3 separate regions of the Homo sapiens genome follow, and regions 1 and 3 are each linked to region 2. The links are chromatin contacts, found by Hi-C or POLR2A ChIA-PET in ENCODE. All regions are on one chromosome and are shown on one strand. Each heading gives the region's core, a stretch centred on a gene start or an enhancer-like site at or near the end of the contact. The rest is flanking DNA. Distances are from core to core; before and after follow the strand shown.

The links. A loop is a pair of places that touch in the nucleus more often than their neighbours do. ChIA-PET counts read pairs that join two places held with the same protein, here RNA polymerase II (POLR2A). Pooled maps may share reads with other maps.
Region 1: a pooled map shows a loop between it and region 2 (2.7-fold over the local background). The contact joins the promoter of PIGV here to the promoter of TENT5B in region 2. A Hi-C loop is called at or near these places in 1 of 50 pooled maps. POLR2A ChIA-PET finds 5 or more read pairs at or near these places in 2 of 52 experiments (A549 and T-cell).
Region 3: a loop to region 2 is called in a pooled map, with 2.3 times the contacts of the local background. The contact joins the promoter of SFN here to the promoter of TENT5B in region 2. A Hi-C loop is called at or near these places in 1 of 168 maps with a recorded cell type or tissue (PC-9) and 3 of 50 pooled maps. POLR2A ChIA-PET finds 5 or more read pairs at or near these places in 4 of 52 experiments (H1, HEK293, MCF 10A and 1 more).

What each region holds. Positions count from the first base shown.
Region 1 is chr1:26,786,682-26,789,441 of GRCh38, forward strand. It overlaps PIGV (phosphatidylinositol glycan anchor biosynthesis class V), which reads left to right and starts at 1,269. Exons shown (of 4, transcript NM_017837.4): 1 at 1,269-1,587. RefSeq lists enhancers at 39-188, 709-1,148, 1,195-2,021, 1,709-1,908, 2,716-2,760 and a silencer at 1,199-1,408.
Region 2 is chr1:27,011,508-27,014,207 of GRCh38, forward strand. It overlaps TENT5B (terminal nucleotidyltransferase 5B), which reads right to left and starts at 1,343. Exons shown (of 2, transcript NM_052943.4): 1 at 900-1,343. The coding sequence starts at 1,163. RefSeq lists enhancers at 589-1,242, 1,243-1,897.
Region 3 is chr1:26,861,723-26,864,486 of GRCh38, forward strand. It overlaps SFN (stratifin), which reads left to right and starts at 1,427. Exons shown (of 1, transcript NM_006142.5): 1 at 1,427-2,734. The coding sequence starts at 1,491. The coding sequence ends at 2,237. RefSeq lists a silencer at 1,093-1,242 and an enhancer at 1,112-1,991.

The sequences.
Region 1 (2,760 bases), core at 19-2,518, 220 kb before region 2:
TCACAGCCTTAGGCCCCAGTCACAAGTGTGTCCCCAGGCTTTGCCACGTTACTCACAGGCCTCTGGAGCTGAGAACAAGTGCGTGGCACTGAAAAACCTGGGGGAAGGGCCATGAAACTCCATTTTTTCCCCCTTCTCCAACACACAACGACTAAATATGATTTGCCTTTTCTCCACCTTGCACACAACAGATATCTGAAGGCAATTTAGGTCTCAGGGCCTGAAATGAGTTACAGAGTCAAGAGATACAGTCCCAGGCCCCCACAGACTGATGTGGGCTGGTCTTCGCCTGGAGAGGTAGCAACCATCTCTTTGTTCCCACCCACATGAGTAGCCGTTGCAGAAGATAAACCCCTCCCTGAGCCAGGCTGTGGCCAGAGGCTAACCCGGCCCCTGGCTTCGTTTGGAGGGCAGATAACTGAAACCACATAAGGCTTTGGAATCCTGAGAAACAAGAAATCCACCAACGGAGAAGGATTTATCATCTGTTTCCTTTAAGGAGGGTGCAAAGTTGTTCTAACAGTTTCCGTTACAAGGGTACAAACTGGCCGCTCCCCCCAATAGACGGTTTTGTTGAGTTCGCCTCTTTTTTTTTCTTCTTTTTTTGGCCCCACTTCCTATGAGAGAAACTGCTTGGGTGAGGGAGGTGAAAGGAGCCCTGGAGGGTGTTCTCTGAGGTTTTCTTCACCATCCTCATTAGCCACCTGAGGTGGGGCTGAGGACTAAAGTAGGACAGAAGGTCTCTGGTAGATAGAGGAGGGGAAAATCAGGGGGATCCCCCACTTTCTTCACACCCAGGACGCAGGGTGCCGCTGCCGGCCACAGAAACCCCAAGAATGTTTTTCTTTGGCTATTCAGAGGACATCTATTGTGTGTCAGGCCCTGTGCTGAGCTGTTGTTGCCTGACAGCAGGAAGAGCGCGGCTCTGGTTTCTGTGAAGAGGCTGCGGGTCAGCCTCCGACTACAAGAGCCTCGGCCCACACCGGGAACTCAGTGAACGTCAGCGGGAGCTGGGGCAAGAGCACTGACTCTGAGACAGCAGCCTCCGCTCACTATTTGAAGGCGGGGTGGCGGGGGGCCTTGAAGGAGAGCGAAGTGCGAGAGAACTCTTCAGGTGTCACCAAGGTGGGAAGGTGCTACGAGGCGAGGCGCCGAGCGGCGACCCCCATCCCGCTCGCCCGGAGTCAACATGGCCGCCGCGCAGGGAGGCGGGGCTGCTCCAAGTCCGGGCAGGAGCGGGGCGGGGACGCCGTCGGCGGAGCCAGCGCGCAGGCGCGGGCCGCGTGGGCCCCGGATGGAGGAGCTGAGGTTCGGTCCCCGCCGGGGAGGTCGGGACGGGCAGGGGCTGAGGACCCCGCGCCAGCTTGGGAGCCCTGGAGTTCTGGCGGGAGGGAAGCTGTCAAATGGAAGCCGGTAGAAATGAGACAGACGCCCGGAGAAGCGGGGAGCCCCGCCCCTCCGCCATAGCAGCCTCGGGCGCCGCCTCTTCCTTTCCAGCCTCCCGCCCTCGTCTGCTTCCGGCCCTGTGGCCTGGTGGGGCTCTGCAGGCTCCCTCGGGAGTGGTCCTTGGGCCGTGGCCCCTCTGGGGTGAGCGTGGATGATTAGTACCCAGAAGGGACTGTGTCCAAAAGGAGCCGGCCAGAAACGGGTTGCGGACACGGCTGGGCTGACAGAAGGCAGCCCCCACGAGGCCTTTGGCTCTGAGGACCCTGGGTCAGAGCGACTTCTCCAGCCTGCGCAGGGGGTGTTAGTCTTACCCAGAGGGTCCAGAGCTGCCGTTCAACAGGATGTCCCAGATTCTCAGATAGGGCCCAACTACCCTAAGCATACCTAGCAAGGGCAGGCTGCGGCATGGAAGTACTGGGCTAGGCGTTTGGGTGACCTGGGTCATAATCCTGGCTCGGAAAGGGCGCGTACCCTTTGGCGAGGGATGCGGGCTGGTACCGTGAGGTTTAAGAAGCAGAAAACATGACAGCCTCTTTAAGTAGCCCTGGGTACGTCACTTGACCCCAGTGAGCCTCAGTTTCCATATCCATAAAATGGCGATGGTAATTATACTAGCCTCACAGTGTCTGATGAGATCTCTGGAGCCTATTTATCTCACGGGAAAATTTTTGAAGAGTGAAACTAGTTGATCTGTAAGTGTCCTGCCAGTTAAGAGTCTGTGATTTGGCAAAGGGGTTGTTGGGAAGTGAGGTGGGCAATTAGCTGAGAGGGAGAATTGACTAGCTTTGTTTTTACTTGGTTTACCTGTAAGCAAAGTGTGGGCTACACACATCTGTAGTCGCTGAGGCTAGAGCTTGACTCGAGAGAGGAAAGGAAGAATGCAAGCATGGTCAAGTGGCAGAGGTGGGTTAGGTGCTTTTCTGATCCCAGCTTCTCTTCTGCATGCGCGTGGGAAGCCAAGGAAGAGGAAAAAAGAGTGAATTCGCCCTAGGATAGGGAAGGAGTAGCCGCGTGAGGTTGAGTATGCCCATTTCCGTGATTTCTCTCGATTCAGCGAGTCATACGTTGGAAACGTTTAGATTCACAAACTATCGTTACTGTCTGGGGCTTTCAGAAGCTTGCCTTTGAACCGAATTTTCGTGAGCCAACCGGTGTGGAATTGGGGGCCCCTCCCTTCCTCCAGGCCTCCTGGCGATGGAGTAAGCAGCAGGCGCCCCCTTGTGCCAAGGAAAGAGTACTGTTGCCATTGGCCAACTTGGCTCCCTTTCTGGGGAAATTTTATTTTCCTGTGGCTTCTGTGACTTTGTCGTCTTG
Region 2 (2,700 bases), core at 93-2,592:
TCACCTCATTAAGTAATCTTGGGTGGCAAACTGCCCCAGCTATAAAATGGGTACAATAATGACCACACTGTGGTATTTCAGAACATGACAGCGTCTGGGCTGTACAGATGAAAAAGCAGTCTTGGGGTCGTTGAGGTTCAGATAAAGGGAAGAGTTGGAGGAGGGAGGGGCTGTCAGAATTCTCTTCTCCCTTTCCTCAGGAGAGAGAGGACGTGGGGCCTGAGGCCTGGGTTGGCCTTCATTTCCAATCTTGGGAAGGAGAAGAAACACCTAAATTGGTCACTTAATGTTGCCCTTGGGGGTGGGGTATCAGGTCTGACCTTCGGCTTAATAAATATTGGGCCACAACCCCAGCTGAGAGAGAGGGAGTCCCTGACAAGTTTTCTTGGCTTTTCCACGGGGTGGAGGGGGAAGGGGGGGTTTCTCCAGCAAAAGGCTGTAGGAGCACAATGGCAGAGGCTGCTCCTAGAACCTCGAGAGAGGAAAGGAGGGTGAGGTCCAGGGATGCCCAGATAGGGAAGGAAAAGCTATTTTGGACTCAAGCATGCACACTTACCCACCCAGGGCCACCTGGCGTCTTTTGTCCTTGCAGGCAGAGACAAATTCTTCCCCCAATGCCCTTGACATCCTCCTCCCCTCTCCCAGCCAGGCCCTGGGTGAGTGATCCGTGGGGAATCAGGGTTCTCCAAGAGTCGAGATGGAAAAGCCAGGTGGGGAAGGATTAGTAGATGCAGGGGGAGGTCTGGTCTACCATTCATAATGCTGTGCAATTGTTACAGCCATGTCCCCGTTCCTCAGTTTCCCTAGCTGTCTAGAAAGTCAAACAGACTACAAATGCCTTCCAGCCACGAGAGCCTCAGAAGGGATTCCCCCACATCCCCCGCCTGGCGTCCTCTCACCTGCACGATCTGCCGGGGCTGCACGCTCAGCGTGGGGAAGTTGCCGCGCCCGTGAATGGGAATCGGCTCGCTCAGAAGAGCGTCCAGTCGCTTCACCTGTGGCCAGCTCAGCCCACTCAGGTGCCGTCCGGGGAAGGCCGATAAGGCCTCCGGGTCGGGGCCGCCGCCTGCCGGGGCTGCCGTGGCCACCGCCGTGGCCGCAGCCGTCCCCACCTGAGCAGCCGCCCGGTCCCTGCGCTCAGCTCCGCTCTCCGACGGCATCATCCGCCCGGCCCCCGGGCCCCGACGGCAGAAACCGTGGGGGTGGTTAAGGGGAGGAGGACAGGGAGAGCGGCTGGGCAGGGGCCAAGGCGGGGGGCACGAAGGCAGGGACGGGGCGGCAACGACGGCGAGACAAAGCCAGGGAACACCTCAGACGGCGACGACTAACCGACCCTAGCGCCTGCAGCCCGCGGCCCAGCGGACTCTTATAGGCCGCGGGCGACGTGCCCATTGGTCCGGGCCGCTGCCAACAGCGAGAGCCGCCCCGCCTCTGAACGCTCCGGACACTGGTCTGTAGAGCTTTGCACGTGAGTCACTGTTCTCTAGGGAGATTCCGATTGGCTAGAGGGCACGCCCCTGCCCCGCCCTCCTTCTCAGGCTGAATTCCCTCCTTTGGTCCTTAAAGAACTTCTGTTCACTGTGATTGGCCCGGGCCTGGACTTAAAGGGACAGCGCCCACCCCGCCCCGCCAGGGTCAGGAGGGAGGGAAGTGACCTGCGGAGTTTGTAGCAGAGTCAGACCACTGAGAAATTCCAGGTTTCTGTTTTTTTTTTTTAGCGCTGGAAGAAATTGAGAAGTCACCTAGCCTTGTCCTGCTATTTTCAGAAGCCCAAAGAGATTGAGCCACGTGATCAACTCTGCACAGCACTGCTCATGCTCTGGCAGTTTTCCAGAGCCTAGGAAAGGTATAATAAACAACTCTGGGCCCGGCGCGGTGGCTCACGCCTGTAATCCCAGCACTTTGGGAGGCCGAGGTGGGCGGATGACAAGGTCAGGAGATCGAGACCATCCTGGCTAACACGGTGAAACCCCGTCTTTACTAAAAATACAAAAAATTAGCCGGGTGTGTGGCGGGCGCCTGTAGTCCCAGCTACTCGGGAGGCTGAGGCAGGAGAATGGCGTGAACCCGGGAGGCGGAGCTTGCAGTGAGCCGAGATTGCGCCACTGCACCCCAGCCTGGGCGACAGAGCGAGACTCCGCCTCAAAAAAAAAAAAATTAATAATAATAATAAACTCTGCATACCAAGGTAAAGGCCTTTTTTTTTTTTTTTTTTTTTTTTTTTCTCGAGACAGAGTCTCGCTTTGTCACCCAGGCTGGAGTGTAGTGGCGCGATCTTGGCTTACCGCAAGCTCCGCCTCCCGGGTTCAAGCAATTCTCCTGCCTCAGCCTCCCGATTAGCTGGGATTACAGGCATGCGCCACCAAGCCCGGCTAATTTTTTTGTGTTTTTAGTAGACACGGGGGTTTCACCATATTGGCCAGGCTGGTCTTGAACTCCTGACCTTGTGATCCACCCACCTCGACCCCCAAAGTGCTGGGATTACAGGCGTGAGCCACTGTGCCCGGCCCTAAAGTAAAGGCTTTCTAAGACACTGTTGATTGGCCTCGCAAACCACAGCATGATGAGCGTTGATGTACAGCATAGCCAATTTAGGGAAGGAGAGATCTGCTCAGAGAGGCTTTGTGATTACCCGACTGTCACACAGCAAACTAGTAAGGCCCTGGTCCTCAACCAGGGCTATAGAATCTGTGGTGCATG
Region 3 (2,764 bases), core at 177-2,676, 150 kb before region 2:
CAATGGTCAAAAGGAAGGAACAGGCCAGGCACAGTGGCTCATGCCCATAATCCCAGCACTTTGGGAGGCTGAGGCAGGAGGATCGCTTGAGCCCAGGAGTTTGAGACCTGCCTGGGCAATGTAGTGAGATCTGCTCTCTATTTAAAAAAAAAAAAAAGGAAAGAACAAGTAAACTTCTGAGAAACAGGCTGGGGGAGGCATCACGTAGCTGGAATTGCTGCCCCATAAAACAGAATGGTATGTGTCACTGCCACCTCCCTTTCTCAGTCCTCTCTCTCCCCAGGTTGCTAGCGTCCCCCCTGGGGGATCAAACTGGACTGCTTCCCAGCCTCAGACAGAGAGCAGTCTGAGTCAGGCAGGAAAGTGGGACAGCCGGGGAGCTGGACCCCACCCTCTGTGAGCCCCGCTGGTACCTGATGGCATGTGGCTTGGAGAGGGCAGGTGACCTGGCGTGGAGGGCCAGAGGGTAAATCCTCAAACAAGTGGCAACAGGCCACCAACTTGAAAGGGAAAATTGTGTAGTGATGGGAAATGTGTCCAACAAACCTACTGGGTGACTAATTACAAAGGCTGGGCTGGAGCTTCAGAGGCTGCTTGTTAAACACTTCATTAAGCGGCACTCTGAAAGCTGCCACCTGCGCATTCTGGGAGCTCAGAGGGGACCCTGAGGGGGAATGAGGCCTGGAGGATGGAACCATCTTCAGGTAGACTGAGAAGGAGCCTGGATCTCACTTCCAAACACAGTCTGGAGCTCATAGGTCAGAGGCCTCAATGGGAGAAAAGCTAAAGGAAGAGGGTGCAGAAAGGAGTTTCAGGGAATTGGTGGCTATGTGACTTTGAGCAAATCTCACCCCTCTCTGAGACTTAGTGTTCCCATCTCTATGGTCCTGTGTGTGTCACAGAGACATGGTGGGGATTAAATTCGATCGTGAATATGAAAGTGCTTGGGAAACTCCATGGCCCTACCTAAACATGAGTTATCCTCACCTGAACCAAGGGGGGAAGTTACCTGGCAGGATTAGGAACCCCATCCTCCTGAACCTTTATGGGCTCTGTCGAGGCTGAAGCAGCCAGGGGCTAAAGCCGTCCTTAGCCCCTGGAAGGGCACTGTGAAAGTGGATCTGATTTGAGAAGCCGTTTCCTGATGTGGGCAGCCATGTGATGCCAGCCCCGAACAAGAGGGGGCAGCCTGGAGCCTGGAAAGGTGCCAGTGCAGGTGGGGCCCACGCCCAGATTTCTCCTGCTGACTGTTCTGATGATTCACCCCCACATCCCAGCCTTTTTACCTTTACTGCAGAGCCGGAAAGGGTGTGGGGAAGAGAGGAGAGGGAGGCAGGTCTTGGGCCCTGGTCCCGCCCCCTGCTCCTCCCCACCCTTCTCTGGGCCTGGCCACCCAGCCAAAAGGCAGGCCAAGAGCAGGAGAGACACAGAGTCCGGCATTGGTCCCAGGCAGCAGTTAGCCCGCCGCCCGCCTGTGTGTCCCCAGAGCCATGGAGAGAGCCAGTCTGATCCAGAAGGCCAAGCTGGCAGAGCAGGCCGAACGCTATGAGGACATGGCAGCCTTCATGAAAGGCGCCGTGGAGAAGGGCGAGGAGCTCTCCTGCGAAGAGCGAAACCTGCTCTCAGTAGCCTATAAGAACGTGGTGGGCGGCCAGAGGGCTGCCTGGAGGGTGCTGTCCAGTATTGAGCAGAAAAGCAACGAGGAGGGCTCGGAGGAGAAGGGGCCCGAGGTGCGTGAGTACCGGGAGAAGGTGGAGACTGAGCTCCAGGGCGTGTGCGACACCGTGCTGGGCCTGCTGGACAGCCACCTCATCAAGGAGGCCGGGGACGCCGAGAGCCGGGTCTTCTACCTGAAGATGAAGGGTGACTACTACCGCTACCTGGCCGAGGTGGCCACCGGTGACGACAAGAAGCGCATCATTGACTCAGCCCGGTCAGCCTACCAGGAGGCCATGGACATCAGCAAGAAGGAGATGCCGCCCACCAACCCCATCCGCCTGGGCCTGGCCCTGAACTTTTCCGTCTTCCACTACGAGATCGCCAACAGCCCCGAGGAGGCCATCTCTCTGGCCAAGACCACTTTCGACGAGGCCATGGCTGATCTGCACACCCTCAGCGAGGACTCCTACAAAGACAGCACCCTCATCATGCAGCTGCTGCGAGACAACCTGACACTGTGGACGGCCGACAACGCCGGGGAAGAGGGGGGCGAGGCTCCCCAGGAGCCCCAGAGCTGAGTGTTGCCCGCCACCGCCCCGCCCTGCCCCCTCCAGTCCCCCACCCTGCCGAGAGGACTAGTATGGGGTGGGAGGCCCCACCCTTCTCCCCTAGGCGCTGTTCTTGCTCCAAAGGGCTCCGTGGAGAGGGACTGGCAGAGCTGAGGCCACCTGGGGCTGGGGATCCCACTCTTCTTGCAGCTGTTGAGCGCACCTAACCACTGGTCATGCCCCCACCCCTGCTCTCCGCACCCGCTTCCTCCCGACCCCAGGACCAGGCTACTTCTCCCCTCCTCTTGCCTCCCTCCTGCCCCTGCTGCCTCTGATCGTAGGAATTGAGGAGTGTCCCGCCTTGTGGCTGAGAACTGGACAGTGGCAGGGGCTGGAGATGGGTGTGTGTGTGTGTGTGTGTGTGTGTGTGTGTGTGCGCGCGCGCCAGTGCAAGACCGAGATTGAGGGAAAGCATGTCTGCTGGGTGTGACCATGTTTCCTCTCAATAAAGTTCCCCTGTGACACTCCTCCTGTCTCTCTTCCAGTTCTTGGCGATG